Linked DNA regions of Homo sapiens: regions 1, 3, 4, 5, 6 and 7 are each linked to region 2. Evidence: chromatin loops called from intact Hi-C (ENCODE). Cell type or tissue: heart right ventricle. All regions are shown on one strand. Region 1 overlaps PHYHIPL (phytanoyl-CoA 2-hydroxylase interacting protein like). Region 2 overlaps BICC1 (BicC family RNA binding protein 1). Region 3 has its middle 87 kb from the start of SLC16A9. Region 4 overlaps PHYHIPL (phytanoyl-CoA 2-hydroxylase interacting protein like). Region 5 has its middle 47 kb from the start of LINC00844. Region 6 has its middle 64 kb from the start of LINC00844. Region 7 has its middle 54 kb from the start of LINC00844.

Region 1 (4,000 bases), 400 kb before region 2:
ACCTTTCCCTTTTCACTTAATTTCCAGTCTCCCTAGTGGAATATATGTTTCTATGAGCAATTCTCCCCATTCTAGAACTCTTTTCCCCAGAACACAAGAATTGCTGACTTTTTAAGTTTCTAAGGGTTCTCTTAATGTTAGATTTGAAACATCTTCATATAACTCAAAAATTCTTTTTGCTTTATACTAATCTCTCAAAAATGTCTCCTTAGATTCAACAATCTCTTTACGGAGATAGCTCAAAAATCACTATTTCACAATCCTCTCTAAACTATTAAGTGGTTAGTTTTATATTGTACTGATTCTCACAGTATTATCATCAGACCTTGTATAGCCTTTGAGGAGTGAGAATGAAGAAAAAAAAAAGCCTCAAAAGAATATCAGTGGGTAATCTCATGGGGAAACACACTGAAACAATAATGACAAAGCAGTATATATAATATCATCCTGGTAAAACAATATCTATGAGAGAGATATGCCTCTAGAAAAGTGCTTAGGACATATTTGGATATTCACCAGCTCCTAAAATCTGAGATGTAAAAAATTAATGTCATCAGGATGTTTAAAAATTATTTTATTTCTCTTTTTCTCCTTTCCTGTCAATGATTCTTCAGATTTCCCAGACTTAAAATCCTGAAGTTACTCCTGATCACTTTCCATGTTGCCTGAAATTTCAATCATCATGAATTCCTCATGATTCTTTTTTGGTTTCTTATATACCATTTCCAGTCCCTACCCTTAACATATACAGAATATGCTGAAGCTTTCTACCTATTTTTTTCTGCTCAGACTGTCCTATTCTTCTATACATTTAAGTTGTCTCCAAACACTGATTTTACTCTCAAATGTATGTATATAAAATATAGTCTGCTCAAAGGACGGTTTAACTACTGTCCCAGCACTTTGGAAGGCCGAGGCGGGCAGATCACGAGGTCGGGAGTTCAAGACCAGCCTGGCCAACATGGTGAAACCCCATCTCTACTAAAAACACAAAAATTAGCTGGGTGTGGTGGCGGGTGCCTGTAATCCTAGCTACTTGGGAGGCTGAGGCAGGAGAGTCACGTGAAACCAGAAGGCGGAGGTTGCAGTGAGCCAAGACTGCGCCACTGCATTCCAGCCTGGGTGAAAGAGCGAAACTCCGTCTCAATAATAATAATGCTAATAATGAAATATTTTAAAGTTTAAAAAGGAGGTATAGGTTTTATAGTAAAAATAGAATTTAATTAATAAAGGATAAAAAGATTCACATACAGCAATATAACAGAAATGGAAAATAAATCCAAGAAGGAGGCACATTCTACAAGGCAAAACTTATATTATGCATTTACTAAAGAAAAGCAGAGAAGGAAAACCAGAAAGTAGAAGGATTTATGCTTGCTGCAATGAGTGACATAGCTGCTGTTATTATCGAGGCCCAGGATGAAATATAAAAGTAATCAGGAAAGTATACTCACATAAGTTAGAGGAAAAAGCAACATTGGGCCTAATTTAGGAAGAAATATCAGTAGAGATAAAACCAAGTAATTTGAATGTTGTCTAAATAGCATTCTATAGAGAGTGAATTTCTGACCGGGCCTACCTAGGCAACAAAGTAAGTTGCCAGCGTTAAACATACAACACATCAGTCATTCTACCACTGGAGGGAGTCTGGTCACATATCCTTTGATGTAACTTGCTCTAGTAACTTCCTGGTCTTCCCTGGGAATGAATTAGAACCCTACCAAGAATATGAATTGGTTTAATACAATCTGATGGTTTCCAAATTTTTTGTTTCTTTTAGTTTTTATTTTATTTTTGTTTTGTTTCATACTCACTAATATCTCTATAGTCATATTTGGGCCAAAGAAATTAATCTACATGCTACGTGTCCTAGTACATGTCTATCCTTGGAAAAAGTTAATAAAGAAAAACATTGTAAATTAAGAACAGAGAAGGGCTCTAAGGCAAATACCTAAACAAAGCAACCATCAAGGTTACAAGCCACATGAAAAATAGCAAATGACAGATTTGAACTAGAAACTGAAAACAATTTTTAGGGCTAAGGTGATAAAGATATTACTGATAGGATGGTAAAAGAGAAGTAAAAGATAAGAGTACTATAATTGTGATTTCAAAATTTACTATTCTTTAAAATTCAGAATTTACAGATTATAGTAATTACTCATGAAGTTGAAGTGATTTCCTATAACATGTAACTGAAATTAAGAAAAACGACAAGGACCTAGACACTGGCAAAAAAGAAATTTTAAAAAGCAGTGGTTCAATTCAAGAAGTTACGTGGACAATATTCCATTCAGAATAATAATTATTACTGTCTATTTTGTATTAATATCAACACTGGTAAATTCTATGAAAGTAATGCTTTACTTATTTAAACAATCCTACAGGATTGGTATTATACCCACTTTACATAAGAAAGCTTGAGGCTAAAACAAGTTAAGTAATTTAAGGTTACACGGCTTTCAAGAGCCAATATTCTAACAGGGGTGGTCTGATCTAAAATGGTATTATCACTATGCTACACTGCATGTCACTGAGACTGAGTAATGACTACCTTACATTCTTGTAATAAAGACTATTAAAGTTAACAGTTATGGGTACTCCTCTTAGATGTCTGCTTCAGAAAATGCCATTACGGATTATCTAACATCACTGTGCTATTAAGCATTTGTTACTTTTTATTTCCAAAGTTAAAATTTGTTTAATCCACATGCCAATAACATAAGTGAGGTCTTAATTGACTTATAATTTAAATAAATTTGATAAACTCAACATTCAAAGAAATTTATCTTTTTAAATATGTAAAAGAGATAAAATCTTTTTTTCCTCCATTTTTTCCACGTAAGTATTGTTAGAGACAAAGACAAGGAAATCTGTTAGCTTCTGTGTAATTTCTTTCCAATGTGTTTCCTTGCTGACTACATCATAAACCCTATGGTTTATACCGTATCTGGACAGTCATAAAGTGCCGGACTCATGAAAATAATATTTGTTAAAGCCACGAAGCCTTGAGGGTAGATTTAAATGTTTTAAAACAAATTAATTATGTATTTTCTTCCTTACTATAACAAAGCTGGAGGCAGCTTAGATACATGTAAGGCAACATGTAGATAAATCTTTCCTGTTCAACGAGGAAGAAAAAGTATATATATATATATATATATATATATATATATATATATATATATATACTTTTTCTATATATATATATTATATATGTGTGTGTATGTGTGTGTGTGTGTGTGTGTATATATATGATTAAAAGACGAAAAGCACAAGTAATATAAAATTCTGTGTGTGGGGTGGGAGCTGTTTTGTCTTGTCACAGGTCAGTGAAGGTCTGAAGTATCTATCAAACTGTAAATGGGCTCCCATATTATTGTTTCCAAACAAGAAATTTTCTCTTTCATTTTATTTGAAAAGTCATAATAAAAGTACATCATGTATGCAATTTGAGTATACTTCAGCACAGCAGAGATGGAGAAACAAAAATACTCTTCTACTTGCAATAGGAATAGAAACCTCTGGATTTACAGTATATTTTCAGAGTAATACCTGGGCAAGGACCAGGTCCTGGCAAACAAAGTACACATGCCTAGGGAAGACAATCCATGAGGTAGTGTGTGTGTGTGTGTGTGTGTGTGTGTGTGTGTGTGTGTGTGTAACTGTCTTGCTTAATTGAAAAGCCAATTATATGACCATGTGGACTCTAACCCATATTCTTCAGAAACTATTAAATATTTTTAGAAACTATGAAAAAAATTGAATTATTGTTTATAATGTAATCATCAATTCATAGGAAAATAGGCAAGTGACAGACAAAAACAAAAACAAAAAAATCCAATGAAACATAAGAGAGATATACAGTTATGTTCACCAGCAGGCATAACTCTTGGTTGATACAGTATGAAAACATTATAAAATTAAAAATATCTCTGATTGGAGAACATAACTATACTTTCCCCTATTCTATTTTATTCCACTTCCAGGGAATTAATGT
Region 2 (4,000 bases):
AGTATCAGACTTCATAGAGAAAAGGAGATATGAGTAAAGGCTTAAAGGAGGTAAGACACTGGAACCTTCCAGGTAGAGGGAGATATCAGAGCCAAAGCCTCAGGGTGGGGACTAGCCTCCTTAATTCTCTCTTCAATCAGGTTTTCAAGTTGCCCAGCAATCCAGGTATTCTCTTATTTTACAGGTCAGCCTTTGACACAGATCAAGATCATTCTAGGATAAGTCAAAAGTTCTATACCCATCAGCTTTATGATAAAACTGAATAACATAGAGATAATTCATTATGATTATCACAACCATTGATCATGTCTCAACCTTACTGAGTGTCTACAATGTACTGACTTCTAAGAAAGTCAGTTAGTACTGGCTAAGTCTTTTATATCCTGTACTTTGCATCCAGGCAGTAAAGAGTCAGTAAATGTTTACTGAGCACCTTTCACACCTTTCACACCTTTCACAATTTACCACCAGTTCCGCCTGAATCCTTTAACTCCTAAAGCATCTATTCTCTAGGATAAGGCATGAGAATCACTGGGTGGGGATTTTATCTAAACCACACATACTCCCCTGACACTGTGATCTCCCACCCCCATCCCACAGCCTAGGTGAAAACGCCACAGAGAGCATATCATATTCTTATGTTGCAATTGGGCAATTGCCACTCCCCTCACCAAAAAAGAGGGAGGAAGGAAAGAAGGGAGGAAACGATTTTTCTTAAAGCTACCCACTGCTAGGACCAGGATGGTGAAATCACAGTTAATAACAGTGCACCAAGCTTCAGAGTTCAGGAATGCCTCTGGCCTCCTGGGGAGATGTCCAGCAGCTGTGCCTAATTTGAGTCTCTGTCACCACCTCCAGCCCCCACCCTCTCCTGGTGGCTGCTCTTGGTCTCAAGCACCCTTCCTTATCCTATTTTGTAATCCCTCCCCTGACACTTAACCTGTCACAGGGACACTGTGAAGGTCAAAGGTCTTAAGAGTGGTTAAAACTTGCCAAAATGTTAAGCATCAGTTATTATGAAATGAGGGGCCTAACAGCAAGGCACAAGGGGCGTCTGACCAACCCAAGTTGGGAGAGAGCCCAACAGCATCTCATTCCCATTGCTTGCTCTCTAATGCATCCTAACAAGAACCAGGACTGCCCTTTCTCTGTTATACTCTAGCCAACTTTTACCACACTTATGTAAACAGACAGATCATTTTATTCAATAATTCTTATTTCATCCATAATAGCTCGGCTAGGCAATAGGCTTAAAGGAGGTAGGATACTTGGCTGAGCTGGAACCTTCCAGGTAGAGGGAGATACCAAGCCAAAGCCTCAGGGTGGGGACTAGCCTCCTTAATTCCCTCTTCAATCAGGTTTTCCAGTTGCTGTCTACCTTCAATCAGGTTTTAAAGAGCTGTCTACCTTCAAAATTTCACTCTCAACTATCCTTAACTTTGGTTTTAGTTACTGCTGGTTGACAATGAAGTTAACCTCTACTGAAAATGTTCACTACTACTGTGGGTGATTAGAAGCCAATGTGTCTCAAAACATGCCTGTTAAAATACAGGTTTCTGGGCCTTCAGGACTCAGTAACTGGCATTTCACTGGCTTTCCAAGTGATGGTTAACTCAAGTACAGAAACAGCAGATTGAACCACATAGATATTTCAATTGTAGTCATTTATGTATTGGTCCTATATATATTATACAAAATGCTTCTATAGGATAAATTTGTATTTTTCCCACAAAACAAATTAACAGTAAGTTTTGAGTGGTATGATAATCTACAAATGTGTGACTTTACAGGTTGGATAATCGCATTAAAATTCCTATGCATACATAGAGGGACAGGGAGCCTCGTATCCGATTTAAGAGAGAATGTGATTTTCTTAAATCAAGAAATAAGATGATTTTCCACCATCTTTGCATCAACAGAACAACAAGCAAAATAAAAAGCAAACGCCTCAACAGAAAATACACTTTCATTCAAAGTGAAAGGGCACCATCTAGTGACCAAAAATATAAATTATCAGTGGGCACAAAGACACATGAGCATGCATGCAGAGACAGTCACCAACATGTAACACGTTTACCTCCAGGGTCTGAATCAGTGCTTTTTTGGAAAGTGGTTCTTCAAATAGTCAAGCTTAATAAGGACAGAGAAAAACAAACATGACAAAATTCTGGTTTAGATTGCTAAAGTGGCTAGCAGCATTGTGTTTTTCATTCCCTTTTTGGCTCTTGCTTAAAAGATGCATACAAGATGTGTCCTTTTTTCCAGGTTGATCTTAATTTATTCATTTCAATTCCTGAAATACAGGTCTCTGTTTTTCAATGACTGTTAACAGTTTACAATTCAAACATGTCTGTGTAATACCAAAAGGGATTAAGATTTCCTTTAGACCCACTCTGCAAATACTTGACAGAGAAAAGTCAAAGTATTAACCACATTAATAAACATAAATTGAGGAAAAAGTCAGCTATAAAGAGGGTTAGAAGATGGCATAACAGAAAAATAGGAAATAAGCGTAGAGCTTCTCCCTCCCAAAATTAATTGCTTTGAAGAACTCAATTTAGGCATAAAGGTTTTGAGACATTTACTCTTAAAAAAAAATTTACTACTTTAAAACCAATCCTCAAGTTCCCTGAACACAGGGGTCATGTTTAATTTGGTTTTGTAACTACCACAGTGCCAAACAAGTGGTAGATACTCAATAAGCTGTTGCTGAATGAACGGATGGCACCTATAATTTAGGAAATGGCTAAATACAGAGAGAGGAGATGGAAGTCTATAGAAAGAGTCTAAAGCTCATATCCTAGGTGACTGTGTGTGTGGTACTTTCCAAAAAAGTTCTGAGTTCAAATATTCTGATCTTAGCACCTCTTTAAAAATACAAAAAAACTGTCAGATATTCATCTCAATTTTTGGTTTTTAGATTCCTGTCCTACCCGTCTGCTCACATCCCTCTGGTGTCATCCTAATGAAGAGAAAGTGACCAGATGGTAATCCAACCTTCTCTAAGTAATAGGAAGCTGTAATGGAAATGCATATGAAATGGGTATTTTATATGTGAATAATGCCAAAGAGAAAAAAATGCCCCTTTTTAAAAATGTTAAACCTTTGAACATAAAGGTTCTTGTGACTTTCATATGGATATCTGTAAGGACTTAACAAGGCAACAATTGTCGTAAGGACACCCGCTAAAAACCATATTTTCAATAAAAATAAAGTATTTCAATATTTAAAATTAAAATTTTATTTTCTCTACCTTACTCTATTGTAAGAATACTGAATGTTTTTATGACTTAATGTGAAGTTTAGTTATGCTTTTAAAAGATTATCTCTTGGTACTCTGGTTTCTACTCTGTGGTTTTCCATCCTTGGAAACATTCCCACCCCTGGAAACATTAGTGAATATTTTACTGCCTCTTCCTTCTTCCTTCAGGCCCCTAAACCTCCTTCCCACTTCATTCCTATTCCACAGCAAAATCTGCAGAAAATACTCATGTCAGCCATTTGCATTTATTATGCTACAGAGAGTAATGTGCTATAGACACATGATGAATTTAGGCCAATCTTTCATCAAAAATCTGTAGCCACTTTCCTGTCTCCATGATTAAGTGCTGCTGAGAACAGGATTCAACCCCCTAAATTCACAGTATGTCTTCCACCCTCGGCATGTACATTTAGAGACAGAAAACAACAGAAAAATCCCTTGTTTGACTACCTCCCCGCCTCCCACTCACAATAAAAACAAAACAAAAGTTATCGTATCAGAGTTGTACTTCTGTTTACAGGGAAAATTTCCATATATTATAAATGGCTTCAAATCTGGATGGCTGTGGTACATTTTATGTACATAAACAAAACTGTCAAACAGATGAGTGGACAGAATTTACTTTCCCCTGGCGTGGAGCTCTTTCACGTTTGTTTCAAGTTAATTTCTTCCAAAAGCGCTTTACTTCTGAAACAATATAATCAAGACGGGCATTACCTGGGGCCTGGATCTGTCAAG
Region 3 (4,000 bases), 840 kb before region 2:
CAGGTGGGGATGAAAATTGACTCTGAAAGTGAGCGCCTCACATGCCTGACTCTATCCCTGGCCCTGATGATGACGGTGATGGTGATGATGATAATAGCTAACACTTCTATGGCATTATTTGGAGTGTTAATATCAGAGGCATTTGAACCTGAGTGACTCCGTTTGGAATAAGGGTTGGGTAAAATGAGGCTGGGACCTGCTGGGCTGCATTCTCAGGAAGTTAGGCATTCTTAGTCACAGGATGAGCTAGGTGGTCAGCAGGATGGGTATCACAAGATACAGGTCACAAAGACCTTACTGATAAAATAGGATGCAGTAAAGAAGCCAGGCAAACCCCACTTTTGGGTAATGAAAGTGACTTCTGTTCATCCTCACTGCTCATTATATGCTAACTTTAATACATTAGCATGCTAAAAGCCACTCCCACCAGCACCATGACAGTTTACAAATGCCATGGCAACATCCGGAAGCTACCCAATAGGGCGTAAAACGGGGAGGAACCCACAGTTCCAGGAAGTACCTGCTTTTTTTTCTGGAAAACTCATGAATAATCCACCCCTTGTTTAGCATGTGATCACGAAATAACCATAAAAGCAGCCAACCAACATCCCTTGGGGCTGCTCTGGCTATGGAGAAGCCATTCTTTTATTCCTTTACTTTCTTAATAAACTTGCTTTCACTTTATGGACTCAACCCAAATTCTTTCTTGCATGAGATCCAAGAACCCTCTCTTGGGGTCTGGATCGGGCTCCTTTTCTGGTAACATTAATGTTTTCGCTGCGTTCAGTATAGGCCAAACAAACATTCTGAGGAACAGCTGGATAGCCATGATCCAATCATCCTTCTCTCTCCTCCCGTTTTGAGATTTCACGATGCAGTCTTCATTTCTGGGATAAGGCATTGTGCTCTGGGCCCATGAGAAGACTTCGGAAGAATAACACACGAAGCTCTCATCCCATCGTTGTGGACATTTCCCCAAGGTTTAGCTGAGGGGATGTTTGAATAGTGACTACTGGGGAGAAAATGGTCAGTGTGCAAGAGACTTGCCTGGGTAGATAGCAAAGAACGATTTGTGAATTGGGTTGTCCCTGAACAAGAACAAGTTCAGAAAGTCTCCATGCTGCTGCATGGTCGAGATGATTTACAGACAGAAAGAGGAAACGTATGTACAGAAAATGGAAATGAGGTACAGAAACAGCCAGATTGATTACAGCTTGGCGTTTGCCTTATTTGAACACAGTTTGAACAGCTGGCCTGTGAGTGGCTGAAACTTGGTGATTGGTATTAGAGTAGGTTTCAATCTGTTTACACACCCAGTTGGGTTACAGTTTACTATTTATGGGGAAAGCTTTAGGCCAAACTTAAAATATGTAAGGAGGCAGCTTTAGGCTAACCTTAATTTAACAGTAGGCTTAGAACTGAGAGGAGAAAGGAGAGCCAAAAGCGGTAGACTGCAGGGTTCTGGGGACAAGTTTCTCTGATTTCATGACTTTTGGCTGAGCTCAGCCTTACTCACCGTTCCTCATCTGACAAGTGAGCTGGGGGTCCCCTGACGCAGAATGGAGATCCAAGATGTCAAGAAATGCACATTTACCTACAGGATTATATTTACTTATTCCAATAAAGGCAAAGAACAATGATTATAACTAGCAGGGTCAAACAACTTACGTCCCCTCCTTCAGTCCCCAAAGTTAATGGTTTTCTGTATTGTAGCTTCCCCCTTCCTCCCAGAGTCAGAGTGTACCGGCAATTTCAGATATTAAGTAAAAACAGACACAGCTTCTGCCTATGCAGCCTCCTGGATCAGAGGCAACACAGTGAAGTCCTGTCTGCTCTTGGCCCCAACATTCACCTTTTTGATAAGGCTCGTGGGCTGCCATCACACCTGGTGACTGTGTGTGTGTGTGCGCGCGCGCGGGCCTGTGTGCACAAGGGATGTAAGTGGCATAGAAAAACCCTCCGAAATAAAAATTTCTTCCCACTAGGTGGCGTAAGCACCTGTAGTTCTGTGTGAATCTCTCCTTCCAGTTAAGGCAATGGCAGGCCTTAAAAGTATAATTCCGCTAAGGAAGCAATTTAAGCTTTTATTTGTGACTTTATTTTTATTATAAAAGTACATATTGGCTGGGCGCGGTGGCTCATGCCTGTAATCCAAGCACTTTGGGAGGCCAAGGTGCATCACGACGTCAAGAGATGGAGACCATCCTGACCAATATGGTGAAACCCTGTCTCTACTAAAAATACAAAAATTAGCTGGGCGTGGTGGTGCATACCTGTAGTCCCAGCTACTCGGGAGGCTGAGGCAGGAGAATCGCTTGAACCCAGAAGGCGGAGGTTGTGCCACTTCACTCCAGTCTGGCAACAGAGTGAGACTCTGTCTCAAAAGAAAAAAAAAAGTACATATTACATTAGTTCTATGCAAGGTAAATTTTAATGAGGTGAGTGATATGAAATTCAGGTATTTCCCTGAAGGAAAATATCAACATGCAATACTGCAGGGGAAAGGAACATTCCTTCTCATCTGCAATGCACAGTATATCAAGATGGACAGATGGCTGATGGCTGGAGTCTATTAGCAGAAATGTTGCCACACAGGCAGCATGCTCTGAAGACAGAGTATTTGCCTAGCATTTACTTTTTATTTAACTTGGACTACCAGGCAGCAATTAGGTCCAGGCTCTTACATTGACCCTTGCAGGCAGAAGAGGAGGTTTAGTGCTTGAGATGCCTTTCCCAGAGCTGGATCTTAAGGACATGTTCAAGTCTTGATGGAGGGGTGGACTTGGGGCCAACATCAGCCAGTAAGTCACAGACCAAACCATTGTAAAATAAGACCTAGTTCAATGATAAGTGAAGAGCTAAGCATCAGGCCACATATTTGGGGGCAGCTGGGTAGAACGTGGCAGGGGCATCAGTCTCTTTGAATCTCCTTTGAATATTCTACAATCTAGAAACAAACAAGGAGAACTAGGAAATTGAAACTCCTGTTTTCATAGGAAACACAGTGGGACTCACACCCTTACTCCTTGATTTCCTAGGTGTGTTAGTTAGGATGTTTGGATGATATTTACTATCTCATGTAAAAGCAAGGTGGAACTCAGGGCAATTCTGAGGCTAGTAGTTGATGCCATCAGATACTCAAGTTCTGTTTCAATTGATGCCAGCAAGTATTCAAGTTCTATCTTTCTGCTCTGCCATCGTCGGTATGCTGGCTTTTGTCATCAAACATATTGTCCTATGGTAACAAGATGGCTGCCATAGCACCAAGCATCACTGTCTCACACAATCACAATGAAAAGCAAAAGGAAAAAAAGTGAGGAGAGGTAGTTTCTTATACACTCCTTTTTATGAGGAAGAGAAGCATATCTCAGAAGCCCCTTGAAGATTTGTTCTTGCATACTATGGCCTGAATGAGTCACATGCTTATGCCCTAGCTGTGACGTATTTAGTCTCTAGAGTGAGAGGTGAACTTTGCCGGCAGGGGAGGAGTGGGGTAATGTAGCCAATAGACAACTAAATGTCTGAAGCATGGGGCAAGAATCTTAATATCTCTGTCCTCAGTTTTCTTTACCCATAAATTGGTGTTTCAGAATTATGTTCTTAACAGAATGCCTGATACACAAGACAAAGTCAATCAAAGCATGTTCTTTCATTTCCAGCATCCATAGTTCAAGAATTTCAGGAAGCTGTTGCTCCAATAGTCATGTGTTCTTTGGTTATGAAGGCCAAACAGAACAAATGATAGGAGCAAGTGATCTTGACTTAGATAGGGTCAGCCCCTTCCTACTAGATCTCATGGCAACATGAAGGTGAAGCAGTGATGGGGAACAGAGAGTGGGGAACAATAAAACATACAAGGAAAAAAAAGACCAGTTTTTGAATGCTTTCTATTAATATGTGCAAAACACTACAAAAGCATGTGTATTTCCAAAATCCAAATCATGATCCCACTTAGGAAGTTAATGCCCCTATCTCAGTTGCCCTTACATATGAATGACAT
Region 4 (4,000 bases), 450 kb before region 2:
GTGAAGCAAAGACACACATATGTATACAGGACACTAGTTTAGATGCAGATTTTCTTAAGGTCTTCTAGTACTCCAGTGAAAAATCTAGTAACATTTCTGCTAGGGACAGTCACTGAGATCTGCCTCCATTCACCTGAAATAGAGAAGGATTTTCCTAGTTTCTGTCTTTCAGTACTGGTGAAAATGAAAAAGGAAAAAAAAAAAAAAGGAGAAAAAAGCTCTGTCTCTCAAAATGAAGCTAAAAAATTATGCTGAGTATATTTTCAAACTGCATACCTTTTTATTTGCATAGCTTTCATCTTGAAGAAATCAAACTATGGATATAGAAAAAAATGATTTGAAGCCATTACTCAGATTTTTCTACTGAGAACTTCAGCTTCCTCCAATCAATACAACATTGTTTATTCTGTTACACAATGCTACTGACAACGCAAAAAATGACCAATGTCACATATATCACTTTATAATTACAAAAAAGAAATATTTTTCTATAATTAGCTTTCCCAGAACAACTAAAGCTTTTCTATATTTGTACCTAGTTCTCTTACCTGCGGTGCAGAATTCTATAATTTCACTCCATTCAGACACAACATAATCACCATCAACTTGTTTTGAGGCAGTCTGCACTGCTACTGTATATTCAGTTCTTGGGCTTAAAAACCAGTGTCCACGGACAGTCATAGGCAAGGGAACAGCTTTTGCCACCAATTTTGTGGGAACATCCTAGGAATGAAAGAAGGAAGAGAGAGAGAAAAATGAGGGGAGACAGAGAGGGACGAAGGAAGTGAAGAAAGAAGAAAAGGGAGAAGGGAGGAAGGAGGGAAGGGAGAAGGAGGGAAGGAAGAAGGGAAGGAGGGAGGGAAGGAAGGAGGGAAAAGGAGGAAGTTAATTTAGTAGTATAACTTTAATCAACTGTAAACAATGGAGAATAACTTATTAAGTTCCTGACTGACAATAGAATTTTTCTGCTTAAAGATACTTAACAATTATTATATTTAAATCTCTTATTTGCTATATGCAAAAACTAAGGCCCAACTTTATCAAGAGACAAGTTCGAGGTCATACAGCTTGTTAATAACATAAATGTACTTGGATTCCAGTTTTCTTGATTTCTAATATGGTGTTCTTTTCTGTATACTATATGCTCCTCAAAATGCAACATTCTCATACTAAATGACAAAACTTTAAAAAACAGAGACATAAAAGATAAAGTTCAATAGTATTAAAAATATTATATTTGGTTAACTTATACTACCCAATAATTTCACTAAAGCTGCCCATTACTTGATATTTTACAGGTTAAAGGAGAAAACACTAAAAATATGAATTTTTGCTTCACTTTCATTCAAATATAGAGTCTATGTGTCACAGAAAAGTTTACGTATTTCTAAAAAATGCTTAGTAAAGTGATTAATTAAATCTGCTAGTTGAATATTCACTACATTTCAAGGATATGGTATTCCAAGTGGAGAGTGAAGAAAAAGGGTCAAATCTCAAACAATTCATCATTTAATGTTTGAAATTTAAGATTTCAAAGCTATATCAACAAGGCAAATGTCAGCAAAGAGAATATCCATCACTGAAAGCATAATCAGAACTGGAACTCAGAAAAAATAATGACTGCTCAATCTTGCTCCCTCTTTCACACTTATCTGTAGTATGTATGATCCTCACTTATCTTTAGTATGTATAATCGCACATCTAATAAAAGCAATATTTCTAGGTAAGGTAAGAAAGTTCCAAAGTATCTACCAAGTTAAAACTTAATATCAATATTAAAAAATAGACCAGATTTTCATCATCAGTGAAAACACTGCAACATAAGAAAGAATGCTTAAAGCAGATAACTGTTAATTTCTCTATAGATACTTCTGGAAAGAGAGATATATCAGAAAAGATATATGATATGTGAATAAATATCAGAGAAGTGTTATATATCTAAAAACATTTAAAAGTTAATAATTTTCATTCTCAAAACTAAAAAGCAAAAGACAAAAAAATTTCATTATCAAAACAAAAAACAAAAGGCAAAAGACAGCAGACTACTTAAAGCAATTTTTAGCCCTAAAGTGTTTTTAAAATACCTTGAAGTTTATAAACTGCATCAGATTCCTTGTTTGGCAGTTATAGAAAAAAAAGTGTGCTTCAGTGGAAAACTATGCATTGCACATAGCACCCTCTTCTGGCCATCTGTCTGTGTTATGGAAGCCATTTTACAATTCTGTAATTTGTAGAAACTAGTAACAATTCAGTTCTTCTTGTCTAAATACATACAAATAAATTATGTTCAGTGGAGGACAACCCTCCTCTTCACCCCTCCCATCAGGACTTCCATACCAGTTTACACCTGTATCTACAAATGAGTCTTTTCTTTGGATTTCCCTTTGAACTGGTTATAACACCTCATCGGTTTCCTCGTTAATAAGTTAAATAAAATCTTTAAGGTAAACTAATTTTTACATCTAGATGATAGTCATGATTTTACCTTTTTTTGAAAATTATCTTCTAACAAAAAGCATGGCATTTCATTTTCTTACAAAACTTATTAGAATGATAGGGTTTTAGAGTTACATATAATCTTTATTTTTTCCCAAGTCAAATACATCACATAAGCCATTAATAGAATATTATTCGTTCTTTTAAAATGTCCTCATACTTAGAAAGTTTTAAGATGCAAATTAGCATGAGTATTTGTTAGATTTTACCTTGTGTTTAAATTTATTGGAGTTCTTGTTCTCTTTCTTGTTGAGGTCAATAAAATAGTGTGTAATGCGATCCTTTGATTTTGAATCCATTTCCCATGAAATCTTGAATGAGTCACACGTTATATTGCTTATTTTGATGTTATGTGGTACAGGAAGTTCTTCCATCTCTGCTATGCCACTGTCTTGTGATTTGTTCCCTGCAAGAAAACAATGCACAGGAAGTTAATTTCCAATTAATGGATTTTCCAATTTATTTCCAATTAATGGATTTATTACCAATAAAAAGTAGAGATGACTTACTCCTTATCATCTTTACTTTTTCCATTTATGTTTCCAATTTGTTTTCACAGAGTGAACACAAAAACACTGACACTCTATCTTTCTAATCTATGACATGTTAGTTTTATATGGTTAGGTTCCCTCTAAAAAACCTCAAGAGCCTATTTTTCTACATGACCAATCAATTTTGCTCTAAAGTAGTATCAGGTGTTTTAAGCCAGATAATTTCATAGACATGTTGATAATGAAAGGGCCCATCCAAATGAAGGAAACATTTCTTTAAAAGTCCATGACCTAGCAGTGACAGTCTATAAAAATTCCCCCTCCTCTTTCATTTTGGAAGCATTATATAGAGAAACAGCATGTAATGGTTTTACTACATATACAAATAATACTGAAGACCGTTCACTTACAAGTTACTATGTTAAGGATAACTCTAGAAATGTTTTATCTGTGGAACCTTGATGAATTTAATTTTGAGAGCTGAAATAACAAATAAGGCTAAAAGAAAAAAGATGACTGCCATAGTGACTGATATTAAAATCTTGAAGAATTTATATGACAACTAGTTACTTTAAAGATTACACTTCCACTTAGGGAAAATGCTAACAATTTGGCTAACAGTATAGAGCAGGATTTGATGGATCATAGGACAAAAAGAAAATACAAACATGTCAAGTTTGTTTTACATATAGGAAAGACATATTAGAATCAAATTTTACCCCATTTTTTTCTACATTCCCTTTCCCCAGGCCAACATAATGTTCAATGCCTCAAGAGAGAAAAAAAAAATGTTATTCAAATAAGAAAAAATGTTAGGCCATAAATCAATTACTTAACTCGTTCCTTAACATAATAAAATGTTATTCAACAAAAAAACAACAGTGAATGTTCACCTTGTGGTAATACCTTCCATTTCCAGATTAGATTGTTTTCTCCTCCCCTACATTTCCATGACAGTCATTGATACAAACTTTTTGACAGTTCCCAACTTCATTAAATCTTTGACCCATGTT
Region 5 (4,000 bases), 170 kb before region 2:
CCTGACATTCCATTCCTCATGTGTGTATGTGGGGAAGGCTGAACCCTCTCCTGCCCTGCTTATGCCTGACTAGCTACCTACTGAAACATCTTAAAGACCCTCATTCCAGAGGGTCCTGCCCCATACCTGGGAAGAAGGAATGCTGCACAGAGAGGCCAAGAAGAATCTGAACAGACAGGCCTTGCTGGGTTCTCCACCTGAGTCTATTACCATTAGATCATACCCTTTTGTTTAATCACATTTCTACATGGCTGTCTATTCTTCAATAAACCTAAGCATAGAAACAGTTTTCTCTGGGTCTTTGAGTCTTCATTTCTGAAGCCTCCTATAATGTAAAACTTTGATTAAATACATTTATTATTATTTTCTCTTGTTAATCTGACTTTTGTTATAGGAGTGTCAGCCGTGACCTTTATGATGGGTGAGGAAAGGCATCACACCTTTTTTCTCCTACAACTTCCCAGTCAAAATGAGCCTATTCTCTCTTTTACTGTCATACCAGGCTTCTTTTTTTTTTTTTTTTAACTCTGTCACCAGGCTGGAGTGCAATGGCGAGATCTTGGTTCACTGCAACCTCTGTCTCCTGAGCTCAAGGGATTCTCCTGCCTCAGCCTCCTGAGTAGCTGGGACTACAGGTGTGCACCACCATGCCCAGCTAATTTTTGTATTTTTAGTAGAGATGGGGTTTCACCATGTTGGCCAGCATAACAGGCTTCTTTACTCACCAAGATGCCTGCTAACAAATCTGATAAAAATCACCCTTATCAACAACATCATGGAGAAATCAAGAATTCTATGAAATCAGCGTTCTCCTTTGCATGGTCGATAGCCCCCATGAGATCTGGTTTCCTCATCTCATACTACTCCCTGCCTGGTTCAATGCCATAGTCATTCCAGCTTCTTTTAGCTCCTGCACTGATCTTTTCCCTCTCTCTCCCTATGCAGCTTCACACCTACTGTTTCTTCTGCCTGAACTTCTCTCCTCAACTAATTTCCTGTCTGCTAAGCCAGCCCTCACTCATTCTCATACATCCAGTACTTCACAGGGAAGTTATCCCTGTCACTCCTCCTCTAGCATCCATGTTACATTGTCTAGTATGTACTTCTCAGTAGACTTGCACCACAGTGACAACTACTTGTTCAGTGGCTGTCTCATTCCTCTGGGGGATGAGATTCCTGAGTGCAGGGACTGTCTCTTTTGTTTATCTCTGTATCCCCAGCACTGAGCCCAAGACCTGGAACACACTGAACATCAGACAAATCGTTGTTGAATGAATTAATCAGAGTTAGTGAGAGAGGAAATGCATGGTTTGCCCCAATGGAGATATATTGCCTTTCCAAGCACAGTTTAAAAGATGGTCATTGGGCAAGTATGGAGTCCTCATTAAGGTTAATAGAAACAGAGAACTTTGCCTAGGATTACATGAGCCTGCTGGTTAAGAACAACACTTTTTTTTTTCATTCTTTTGGTTTTTTTAATGATCATTAAATTGTACCTACCTTCACAATGTGACCAGTATCATACTGTGGTATCAATTTCAGACTATAATGCGAGTCTGCCATCTACTGGTGCTACGGGGTAGTACTATGAAACCTCTGACAAGCATTTTCATTTTCTCTGGAATCTTCTGGGTTCCAGAAGCTAGGAGGGGCATAGATTCCAACATGCCCAACCATTTCATTTTACCCAAAGGGAAACCATTTCCCACAGAGTATAAATGACCACCCTGGGCCATACAGCTAATCGGTGGAAGGTCTGAACTCTAACCTAGGCCTCCTGACAAAATCAGCCTCTTGGTTCTTATTCTTCATCGTAATTCTGGATACTAACTGAAGTACATCTGGTCAACAGTGTTGACCTTGACTTTTTCCAAAAGGAAATGGAACAATTGAGACTTGTTCAAGTTTACACGCCAGGAATCTCTTACCCCCTTGTATAAAGCTCATCACATCCCAGAAAGCATATCTGCTTTCTGTCCAAGGATTTCCTGGATCTGAAAACAGCTGTACAGGATTGTGTGGGAAAGACTAGATTTACAAAACTTGGAATTTCGCACCAGAAACTTAGGCAAAGATGTGGTGCAAGACGTGCACTGCCTGCCATTAAATTGTATGCCATCAGCAAGATCCTGAGGGATTCGAAACACACCAGATGTTTGTGTTCCGAAAAGCCATGATCTTTAATGGAAAAACTGACAAACCATAATGGAAAGAGCTAGGAACTGCCATCCTAATAAGAATTGACAGGATCAGTGTAGAGCCTTCCAGAAAGGCCTCCTCTGTTAATCTGGCAGAATTGGCTACAGAAGCACTAGGTTTTCCAATAGGTACATTTTTAAAAAAATTTTTTTTAGCTACCCCAAGGGACTAGATTTAACCATAGTCATCTTTTTATTGTGTGGTTTGCATGGAAACACGCCTGTTAACATTCCTGAGATCAACGCAGAGTCAAAACAAACCAAACATCCCAGTACCTGCCAGAAGAGTTTCATCTTTCCCTAACAATTCTTGGAACAGAGCACTTTAGGGACTGAACTTCTAAAACAAAGGAAAGAAAGAAGATGTGGCTGCCGGGAAGTTCTCACTGGGTACTTCAAAAAAATTTCCCTGGAACTCTTTGGCTCGGAGTGTATCTTTAAAATTTTTCTTTACTCAAAACAGTACCGCCAGCTAATGAACAGGTCCAGGCTGGTCATTTGCTTCCATAATTTGGAAAAGTAACACCTTTACTTCATATCTCTGGGACCATTGTTGTCCAGCGATCTGACAAAGGAAAATACTGTCGGGTCCCAGGGGGTTTCCGATCAATCGGGGTACTATTTTAGTACCTTCAGGGTTGTAATAAAAACATGTTTCCTCTTGAACAAAAATAAGAACTAGCTAATAGAAATATTAATATTTATTCAATTAAACCCTTCTCATGATCATCTCCCTTCAAGTCTCAACCTCTAGGAGACTGATGCTCACCATTGCCCACAGACATGATCTGGAATGTCATTGGTTTACACCTGAATCCCTGTGTACCCTTTCCATCTCAACACAGTCCCCATGGACAATGGCACCATCTGGACGTCAAAATTACAGAGGACTGCATCAAGGTACCAGAGACCTTTGCTCCTCAGTGACAGAAAAAATGAGAATGTTCATGTTTACTCAGAATGTTAGTGTGTGGTTTAAATGAGGACTGGGAGGTCCAAATGAAACATCCAAGGCCAGACCAAGGTTCTTGTGATTTGGACATTACTACTGCCCTCTTTTCTCTCTTAGGGAAGAACTCAGAGTTCTTGGAAAATCTGGACTCTAATTTGTGCTCTATCTGTCCCCTGATGGCTCAGAGACACTGCTCAATGCAAGTGACAATTCTCTCATTGCAAAACCCATGAGAGATGTAACAGTCCCCTCCACCATCCCTTCTCAATTTCACATCAAGGAGATGCAGGTGACTGGAGCCCATGGTTTCCCCTCACTACGCCCCTCATCACTCCACATCTGCCAATATATTTCCTTTTATTTCCACCTACTTCTACTATTAGCTGCTGCACTTACTCTGAATTCATTTTCATCTCTTCCCTGACTCATCCTGTTATTTCTTAGTCATCAGTCAAGATCAAACAGTCCAAAATAGCCTGGTAGATTTGACTTGAGACACAGCTCAATAGTTATTGACTGGCCTTTATCCCCTTGCCTGGCCCTACAAGTAGGGTATGATGGTAGTGGGATTTTCATGCTGAAAATAGCATAAACACTACAGTTTAGGGAATTTTCACATTTACCCCAAAATTCTGTCTTGCTTAGAGCCTGACTTAATTTAGGTTTAGTTTACATTATTTCAAAATAAATTCATATCTTGAGTTTGTTCATATGGGCAATCTGATACAGTTGTTTCAAACCAGGCAAACTAAACAAACAAAAAAAACATAGGAAGCATGTAATAGTGTTTAAGTGTGGGCTCTGGCCCCAGACTGCTTGAGTTCACATTCGCCACTTCTGAGCTGAATGG
Region 6 (4,000 bases), 150 kb before region 2:
GCGCAGGGGGGCGTCATCCCCTGACAGGCCCATGTACAGAAAATGGCGGATAAGCCCCGCCTTGGGCAGAGATGTTAGTATTACAATGAGATTACAGTGAGAAGAAAGTCATGAAAGGTCAGTGGCGGATTTCATCTTGTCTTCAGCCCGCTGGATCTGGTCCAGTTACTCTAAGGAATACCAGAGTCCTGCTTCACCAACCTTGGAAGATATTACTCAAGGAGTTAAATGGTTAGGTTCTTTCTTTTATGGTTTGGATTTCAGCCTAATCAGCTAAGTTAGGAGAGACTATGTGTTTGGGTAGCAGGAAGGCTGGGGGAGGGAATATATCCAAGACATGTGAGGCCCATTGAGATCTTGGTTACCAAGTTTCTTGTCTGCCAGGATAGAGTCTCTTCTCCATACTGTCTCAGAAGTGATGCTGTGCCAATTTGTGGTCCAGGTCTTAAGAGAATGGCCTTGTCTTTTGAAATGCCCCCTCTGGAGGAAACTAGTCACCATATGAGAAGTGCAACTACACTGAGACTTCCATGCTGTGAGGACCCAAACCAGTCATGTGTAAAAGACTCCTATAGAGATAAATGCTTGACCACTCCCCAGCTATTTTAAACCTCCTAGCCCAGGCTCTAGGGACTTGAGCAAAAAAACTTTCAAACAACTGCAGTCTCAATATCTGGCTGCACGTGAAGATCACTGAACCACCCAGCTGAGTCTGTCAACCCCCAAAATTATGAAAGATAGTAAGTTTTCCTCTTAAATCTCTAAATTTTGAGATGGTTTGCAAAACAGTAACAGATAATGGGAACACGGTCTACTAGAGAGCGGCTTTTAATGCAGTGGCTTAGCCCTTAGTTAATTCCCCATCTGGAGTCTCAGCTGAAAGCATGAGGATATTTCACACAGCTTCTCCACTGTGTTGGACCATGAACTCCAACTTCTGCCTACCCAGTGCTAGATGACTGCCAAAAATCCCTGCTCAGCTACTCAGCACCCCAGTTGCTACAATCTGCGATTTTCTTTAGAGATTTGCCTGATTTTGCCTCATGTAAGCCCAGCTAGGAGTTAGTGGATGCCTCAAAGAGAAGTTTCATGCTGAATTTTGGGCTCAGTTTTCCAAGGTTCCCTCCTTTCCGGGTATGTTTTAATCGTTCCCATCATTGAAAGATAGGAAGGGCAGTAGCAAAAAAGAAATCAGAAGGGCAAATGAAGAAGGAGAAAAGATTGACAATTATAGAGATAAAAGGGAAAGAAGTTGGCAGGTTTAGAAACGAGCACGTGTTCAAATTTTTATCTCAAAGCTTTCTATATTTCCTGCATATCAGTTTCTCACTACTAATTACATATGTTTTTGCTTAGTTGATCAACATTTATTTGCCTAGATTCTATAAATTGCTTCCCTATTTCCATGTCTATCTTCACCTAATGGCCATGCCTTTCTGGCATGCCCTGTATTTGATCTTTTACTGCTTTGAGAGGCTAGCAATAAGAACAAATTTTATGCAAACTTTGCATTTCACAAACTGGTTAGTTCTTTTTTTTTTTAGTTTATCATCTGCTTTCTGTACCTTGTCATATTCATCAGGCAGCAGCTAATTGACACTTTCATTCTTGTGCCTAGCAATCTTCTTAGCCAAATTGAAATATTCATTAGGGACATGTTCCGTCCTCCAAGTTGCCACAAATAACACTTTGCTAGTCACTTCATTACTTTAAACATGGATTGCCAGTTTTCCAGCCTCCCCTTAAAATTTTCTCACCATTTTTCTGGGCTTAGCTTTTAAAGTCTGTAGTCACTACTCCTACACAAAGCTAATGCCACATATTTTAGGATTTTGTTTTAGGTATCAATTTCTGTATCAGTTAGTAATTGCTGTGCAATACACCATCCCAAAAGTTAGCAGCTTAGAACAACAGTGTTTTTTGTTGTTCCTCATGGGTCCACAGGTTGACTAAGCAGTTTTGCTGATCTGGGCCAGATTTGACCTTTCTTCTTTGGGATCCCTCATGCATCTGTGACCAGGCAGGGGCCAGCAAAGGGCTCTATTTCTAAGGGTTGGCTCACCTCTCCTCTATATGCTTCCTTACCATGCTATCAGGTCAACCCAGCCTTGTTCTCATGGGAGAGGAAAGGCTCCAAAAGACCAGAAGTCATGAGATCTCTGGAGGTCCAGCCTGAAACCTGGGACAGCATCACTCCTCCCATGCTCTGTTGGCCAGAGAAAATCACAGGCAGCCCATACTCAAGAATGTGGTGGGATGGGGCAGCGGGGAGGAATACATACAGCCTCTTGATGGGGCTGCAAAGTAATATAGCAAAGTGTGTGGATATAGAAATTGATGAACAGTTGGGGGCAACTTTTTATTTTTTACAGTCTACCACAAGCTATGACAGAAATCAGCACAGAGTGAGTGGAGACCAATAAGCCAAAAGCATTGCATGTAAGGAAGCCTTCAATACAAGGTGGTATCTGAGCTAGGTTTTTTTAGGATGAACAGGAGCTAGTCAAAAGAATAAAAGGCAGAAAGCATACCAGGTAGAGAAACCAGCACGTGTAAAGACATGAAGATGTGAGAAATCACATTTGGTTCTGGAAACTGGGATCCACAACACTTTCCTGACATTGAGTGCCCCTCTCATCCTGTCCTCAGACTTATATTCTTCTTTGCTTAGAGAAATTTCAAACCTTCTTTAGGAAATCCTTAATTCATGTGTTCCCTTTTCTCATCTACCAGTGTAACCTCATGTGGCTTTGACACTGGAGCCAAAATGGCTGGGTTTCAATTCTATTTTTTTCCACCTTCCATCTGAATAACCTCTCTGTGACTTAGTTTCCCCATCTGAAAATAGTGATAACAACTTATAGGGACATTGCAATAATTAATCCCAGACACTGAAACAGGGTGGGGGTTATAGGACTGTGGGACAGGGGTAAGAGTGGAACAGAGCTTGCTAGTGGCTGCAGAATGTGGGCCAAAAGCAGATCAAGGAGCCCTCATGTGAAATGAATCAGGACTGGGATCAAAGTGTTATTATCAAGAGGCCTACTTGAGATGTGTCAGAGTAGGAACTGCTGTCTCTAGGGTACAGCAAATGGATTTGGAAGAAAAGACAGCAGGCCAGGCCTGAAGATACCTCCTCTATATCTATAAGACAGGCTCAAGGACTCAATAAAAATAAAATCTCTTTGAAGAGATGGCCCATGGTCCCTAAGTCGTGTATATGGTCCCTAAGTTTATAGGGCAAACTATACAGCGGTTGCCTAGTCATTGAGGTTGATTTATTAAAGGTATCACCAATATTGTCTCTTTTTTTTTTTTTTTTTTTTTTTTTTTTTTTTTTACTTTCACACTGAACATATCACATGGTGTTGAGTGCCTGGAACACTCAACATCATACCTTTTTTACTCTCTCCCGGTTACTGCATACCCATGCCAGATCTTTCTTCTTAAATGCCAGTTTTATCATTTTTAACTTCCAAACCATCAGTCACTTTCAGTGACTAATGGACAAATGGTCCACACTTAGTCTGTCAGTCATAGACCTCTGCAAACTGGTCTCAAACTGTTTCCAGCCCCTGCTCCTTGCACATGCCAATCAATCCCATGAAGTAGATTTCTAATAGCCAATCCCAGAGCATGACATACACAGCCTCTGAAACCATCCCTGGACAATTGCACATTCTCCACTTTTTCCCATCATTCAGCCATCTAGCATCCTACCCCAAGGTTTGTTTTTTTTTTAAAGTGCTTACTGCATACCTACTATGTACTGGTCCTCCACTAGGCATTACAACAATGAAGGAGAGGAACAAGATCCCTGCGCTTCGAGGAATTGTATACCTGTAGTTGTTTTCCTCCCCACTTCTCTACCTATCGAGATCCTATATATCCTTCTGCAGCTTTTACAACAATTTCCGTCTCCTGTGAGGCTAAATGAACTATACAACAAATATTAGAAACCACTTTTATGCATTGCTATATTCTCACAGTGTCTTGTGTA
Region 7 (4,000 bases), 160 kb before region 2:
TGGTAGAATCCATAAGAAGTTAAAGTCCCTTTTATCTTAGTGTGTATCTTCAGATAAGTAGAAAAAGGAGACAAATAGCTTTTTAATTACTGTTGTGCAGGGGTTAACTTTCCTGGGGTCAGGGGCAGCATTCAGAGTAATGAAAAGTAATTACTCCTCAATCACTCTTTTTATCAATGAGCCATAGAGACCAGAAACTGGCTCCAGTCCCAAAATAGCAGAGCACTGGCAAGGGAGTCGATCCAAACTGGAAGAGAGAAGTCAGAACCTAGCTCCTGAGAGCAGCAGGCACTCAGGGCCTTCCATCCATGCTGTGGTCCTTGCCTGCCAAAGCCATCCCTGCCTGCAGTAGGTTTCAGAATAGTCATCCTCCAAAGATACTCATACCCTAATCCCCAGAACCTGTGAATATGTTATCTGGCATGGCAAAAGAGATTTTGCAGATGTGATTAAGGGTACAGACATTGACATAGAGAGATTATCTTGGATTATCCAGGTAAGCCCAATTTAATCACATGAATCATCAAAAGTGGAGAGACTTTCCCAGTTCTGGTCAAAGAAAGAGTAGGGTCACAGAGATGCTATATGGGTGGCTTTGAAGATGAAAGGAGGGGGCCACTAGCCAAGAAATGTGGGCAGTCTCTAGGAGCTGGAAAACACAAGGGAACAGATTCTCCCGCCGAGCCTCCAGAACAAAATGCCACCTCACCACACCTTCTTTTAGCCCAGGGAGACCCCTGTCAACTTCTGAGCCCCAGAACTATACAATATAAACTTTGTGTTGTTTTAAGCTACTAAGTGTGGGTATTTTGTTGTGCAAAGACTAGAAAACAAATGCACTGTCTACCCTTTGTTCTACTTACATTCTATGCAGACACCTTATAGAGCAGCTAGGTTTCCTGCTTTTGTGACTTGGTCCACATTGCTTCCTCTACATGTAATGTCTTTCCTAGTCTCTTTTCTCCCATCTTATCCCTCATGCAACCTGAAGCTAACTATTATTTGATAAGGACTTAGTTCAAGCATCCCTTCCTCTAGAGAGCCTTTTCTAAATACCCAAATTAATCTCCCTCTTCCCCAAACCTAGGGTAGACTCCATTGCTCCCATCTCTATGCTCCCATCACACCGTGTGCAGATGCCCATTTCAGCACTGTATTGAAAGTGTCTGTCTACAGACTGTCACCCCTTCTTGGTATGGATACCCCTTAAGGTCTGGACTCCTACTGAAGTGCCCATCAGTGGGTCTTTGATGAAAATACGGATGTGAACAAAGGCTTGGGGCAACACACATCTTTAATTATGTTCCCAAACCAAATGGGATAACAAATATGAAATACTCCCAATTTACTAGCAATATTACATTTTATTAATGGAGCATTTTTATTTGTATTTTTTTACTTTTCAAAACACTTGTTCCATACAGCCCTACAGTAGTTTTAGCTTAACAGTGGGGGATATGTTCCAAGACTCTCAGTGGATGCCTGAAACCATGGACAGTACAAAACCCTACAAATATGTTTTTTCTTAAACATGCATACCTATGATAAAATTTAATACATCAATTAGATATATTAAGAGATTAACAATAGTATATAATAAAAAAGACAGTTATAACAATATATTGTTAATAAAAGTTATCGGAATATGATCTCTCTCTCTCTCTCCCTCTACATATCTTCTTGTACTGAACTCTTTTTGTGATGATGTGAGACGATGAAATGCTTGCGTGACGAGATAAAGTGAGATTATGATGCATCATTTAAAACTTATAATTTTTCTAAATTATTTCTGGAATTCTCCATTTAATGTTTTCAGAACTGCAGTTGACTATGGGTAACTGAAACCATAAAAAGGTGAAACTGCAGATAAATGGAAACTATGGTATTTGGCTTTGAACTCCATTAGGAGACAAGATACCACCACCCTCTACATCTGGAGGCATCTGAAAACACAGAACATTCTTATGACCAGATGTTTTCCTACTGTTTATTTTGAAATTCAAAGTTGGAGAAGAATTAAACTTAGCTACTTTGTTTCCCAGAGGAATTTCTTCATTCTGTCCCAATTCTGATGGCTACCAGTGCTCGTCTTTTCAATGCAGACTCTCTTCTCCATTCAATGTTTCAGACTCCCAGGGTATATTCAGCAGACTATTTGACCCACACTGCCTAGGATTTACTAATCCTATTGACTCTTACAAATGACTGACTTGACCCTGTACTTGGGGAAATTCTCTGGCTATCTGCCTACACTCAGGACACTTAGGATTTACAACGGATTCCTGGCTGTGCATCCACCAACCACATTGAGAATCTATCTCCAGACTTATCTCCTTCACATGTGTTAGTCAGCTTTTGACTTGATGATGCTTGATCGTACATACTGAATGAGAATGTAAAGCCAAACCTCTTCTTAACACAGGTTGTATGAGCAGCAACAAAAAAAGAAAAAGAAAAAACTGGCAGAAACAGAAGGAAGAGTATGGCTTACAAAAAGAGAGTTCAAGGAAAAGGAACTACTGCTTCTCTGTGCCTGAGGCTCAAGAAAGGTAACAGAGATCAGGACTAGGAACAAAGAGGGAGTAAAGGAGAGAGAAAAGTACTTTGGCAAAATGTTTACATGGGTCTTTTTCTGCCATTGACACGCTATATTACCAGATTCCTTACAACATGCACATTCTGTTCAGCACTTGTCTAATACATGATATGATGTGAAGGTTCTTTCATTTCCACTCCTCAAAAGATACAGGGAGGGCAGAGAGAGCTGAACACCCTGCTATCTCAAGAGATATAATGAATGTTCTAGAATAAGGGGTTCCATGGTCAGAAAAAAATTAAGAAAAGGAAACACTGGATTAAGCAAAACAAAATTAATCAGGCTTCTTTGCTGCAAGACTTAGGAACTTTATCATCCTAACATGTGCTAAGATTCAAAGAAAGAGTTTATGTTGCAAACTCACTTGGCCAGAAACAATTTTGTCAAAGGAACATCTATTAATATCTTGGTGTTCAGTTTGAAAAACACTCCCCTAAACATTCCTCCAAAGCATATAATACCTGAAATGTAGTAGGCTTTCAATAAATGTTTGACCAGTGAATGAGAGCCAAAATTTTCAAAATGACCCAACAAAACCCTTTACCACAGTGTTTCTCTATCAGAAAATGCAAATAGATTTCATGAACGTATTTTTCTCAGGTCAACAAAATGTTTACAGGCAGTAAATACACTACTTTGTTCCAAAATCTACTGCCAACTAGTCAAAGAAAGTATAATATCAATTATACCCAACCCAACACTCTTTACATTTTCAGTTGGCTTGTTTTCATCTCAGGGAGGAGGATAAAATGATGTCAAATAGAAGGCATTTGAGGAGGTACTTGTAAGAACCCAGCAGCAGCCCCCTAGCAAGTCTCAACATGTGACAAGAGGAATGTCATCCAAAATAACTCTAGACAAAAATGCAACAAAAGTCTGGCAGAGGCCAATTAATCAAGAGAAAAATCACAGAGAGCACTCAAGATCTTTGGCCCTACTTCTAGTCTTACTTTTGGGACTTTCAAATTATTTGTTTGAAACTAATCCCTGTGAATGACTATTGAACCTTCCCCAATTTTCTGAAGACAAGAGATTCTTTCCCACTTTGTCAAACTTTGTCAAAAAACAAAATTGTGATTAAGCAACAAGCTTGAAGCATTCTTCTACCATTGTATCATCTGGTTGTCTAACCGCATTGGTTGGTTGGTTTGGTTTCCTATCAATATAGCTTGAGTAACATGAACAGTCAATATTTTCCCCTCTGAGTATTTTCCCAAGGTTTTTCTAACTGTGTTACTACATTTCTTTATAGTTCAAAATTTTTTCTGCTCTGTTCTTTCCTAGATGGCCATAATAAAAAACAATACCCATTTAATGTCTTCCCCTACTTCAGAAAATTTTATTGTTTTCCTCTGTGATTTTGCTCCACCTACTTGGACGTTTATACCAACAATATAATATCAT

Evidence for each region. Peaks named below come from ENCODE experiments on the same cell type or tissue, not always from the same donor. Only the 100,000 strongest peaks of a DNase experiment are listed, where the experiment ranks them.
Region 1: it touches region 2 in a loop (6-fold over the local background); 34 of 110 quality-filtered maps call a loop at or near these places.
Region 3: a loop joins it to region 2, with 7 times the contacts of the local background. A loop is called at or near these places in 51 of 110 quality-filtered maps.
Region 4: it touches region 2 in a loop (12-fold over the local background); 35 of 110 quality-filtered maps call a loop at or near these places.
Region 5: it touches region 2 in a loop (4-fold over the local background); 49 of 110 quality-filtered maps call a loop at or near these places.
Region 6: it touches region 2 in a loop (2.5-fold over the local background); 13 of 110 quality-filtered maps call a loop at or near these places.
Region 7: a loop joins it to region 2, with 2.8 times the contacts of the local background. A loop is called at or near these places in 52 of 110 quality-filtered maps.

Annotation. Positions count from the first base shown.
Region 1 is chr10:59,179,506-59,183,505 of GRCh38, reverse strand. All of the region lies in intron 1 of PHYHIPL (phytanoyl-CoA 2-hydroxylase interacting protein like), which reads right to left. Among named protein-coding and RNA genes, the nearest start is that of PHYHIPL, 4.9 kb to the right of the region's middle. In heart right ventricle, CTCF peaks have their summits at 1,426 and 1,639; no DNase peak of the experiment used is centred here; H3K27me3 peaks cover 61 bases.
Region 2 is chr10:58,780,067-58,784,066 of GRCh38, reverse strand. All of the region lies in intron 3 of BICC1 (BicC family RNA binding protein 1), which reads right to left. Among named protein-coding and RNA genes, the nearest start is that of LINC00844, 220 kb to the left of the region's middle. In heart right ventricle, CTCF peaks have their summits at 1,796 and 1,995 (motif pointing left); DNase peaks (open chromatin) are centred at 846 and 1,043; H3K27ac peaks cover 3,442 bases.
Region 3 is chr10:59,620,496-59,624,495 of GRCh38, reverse strand. No RefSeq gene overlaps it. Among named protein-coding and RNA genes, the nearest start is that of SLC16A9, 87 kb to the left of the region's middle. RefSeq lists an enhancer at 1,831-2,125. In heart right ventricle, a CTCF peak has its summit at 1,993 (motif pointing right); DNase peaks (open chromatin) are centred at 545 and 1,883; H3K27ac peaks cover 1,923 bases.
Region 4 is chr10:59,233,206-59,237,205 of GRCh38, reverse strand. It overlaps PHYHIPL (phytanoyl-CoA 2-hydroxylase interacting protein like), which reads right to left. Exons shown (of 5, transcript NM_032439.4): 2 at 2,706-2,902; 3 at 549-723. Among named protein-coding and RNA genes, the nearest start is that of PHYHIPL, 59 kb to the right of the region's middle. In heart right ventricle, a CTCF peak has its summit at 2,181 (motif pointing left); no DNase peak of the experiment used is centred here.
Region 5 is chr10:58,950,420-58,954,419 of GRCh38, reverse strand. No RefSeq gene overlaps it. Among named protein-coding and RNA genes, the nearest start is that of LINC00844, 47 kb to the left of the region's middle. In heart right ventricle, a CTCF peak has its summit at 1,566 (motif pointing left); a DNase peak (open chromatin) is centred at 1,599; H3K27ac peaks cover 3,162 bases.
Region 6 is chr10:58,933,484-58,937,483 of GRCh38, reverse strand. No RefSeq gene overlaps it. Among named protein-coding and RNA genes, the nearest start is that of LINC00844, 64 kb to the left of the region's middle. In heart right ventricle, no CTCF peak of the experiment used is centred here; no DNase peak of the experiment used is centred here.
Region 7 is chr10:58,943,128-58,947,127 of GRCh38, reverse strand. No RefSeq gene overlaps it. Among named protein-coding and RNA genes, the nearest start is that of LINC00844, 54 kb to the left of the region's middle. In heart right ventricle, no CTCF peak of the experiment used is centred here; no DNase peak of the experiment used is centred here.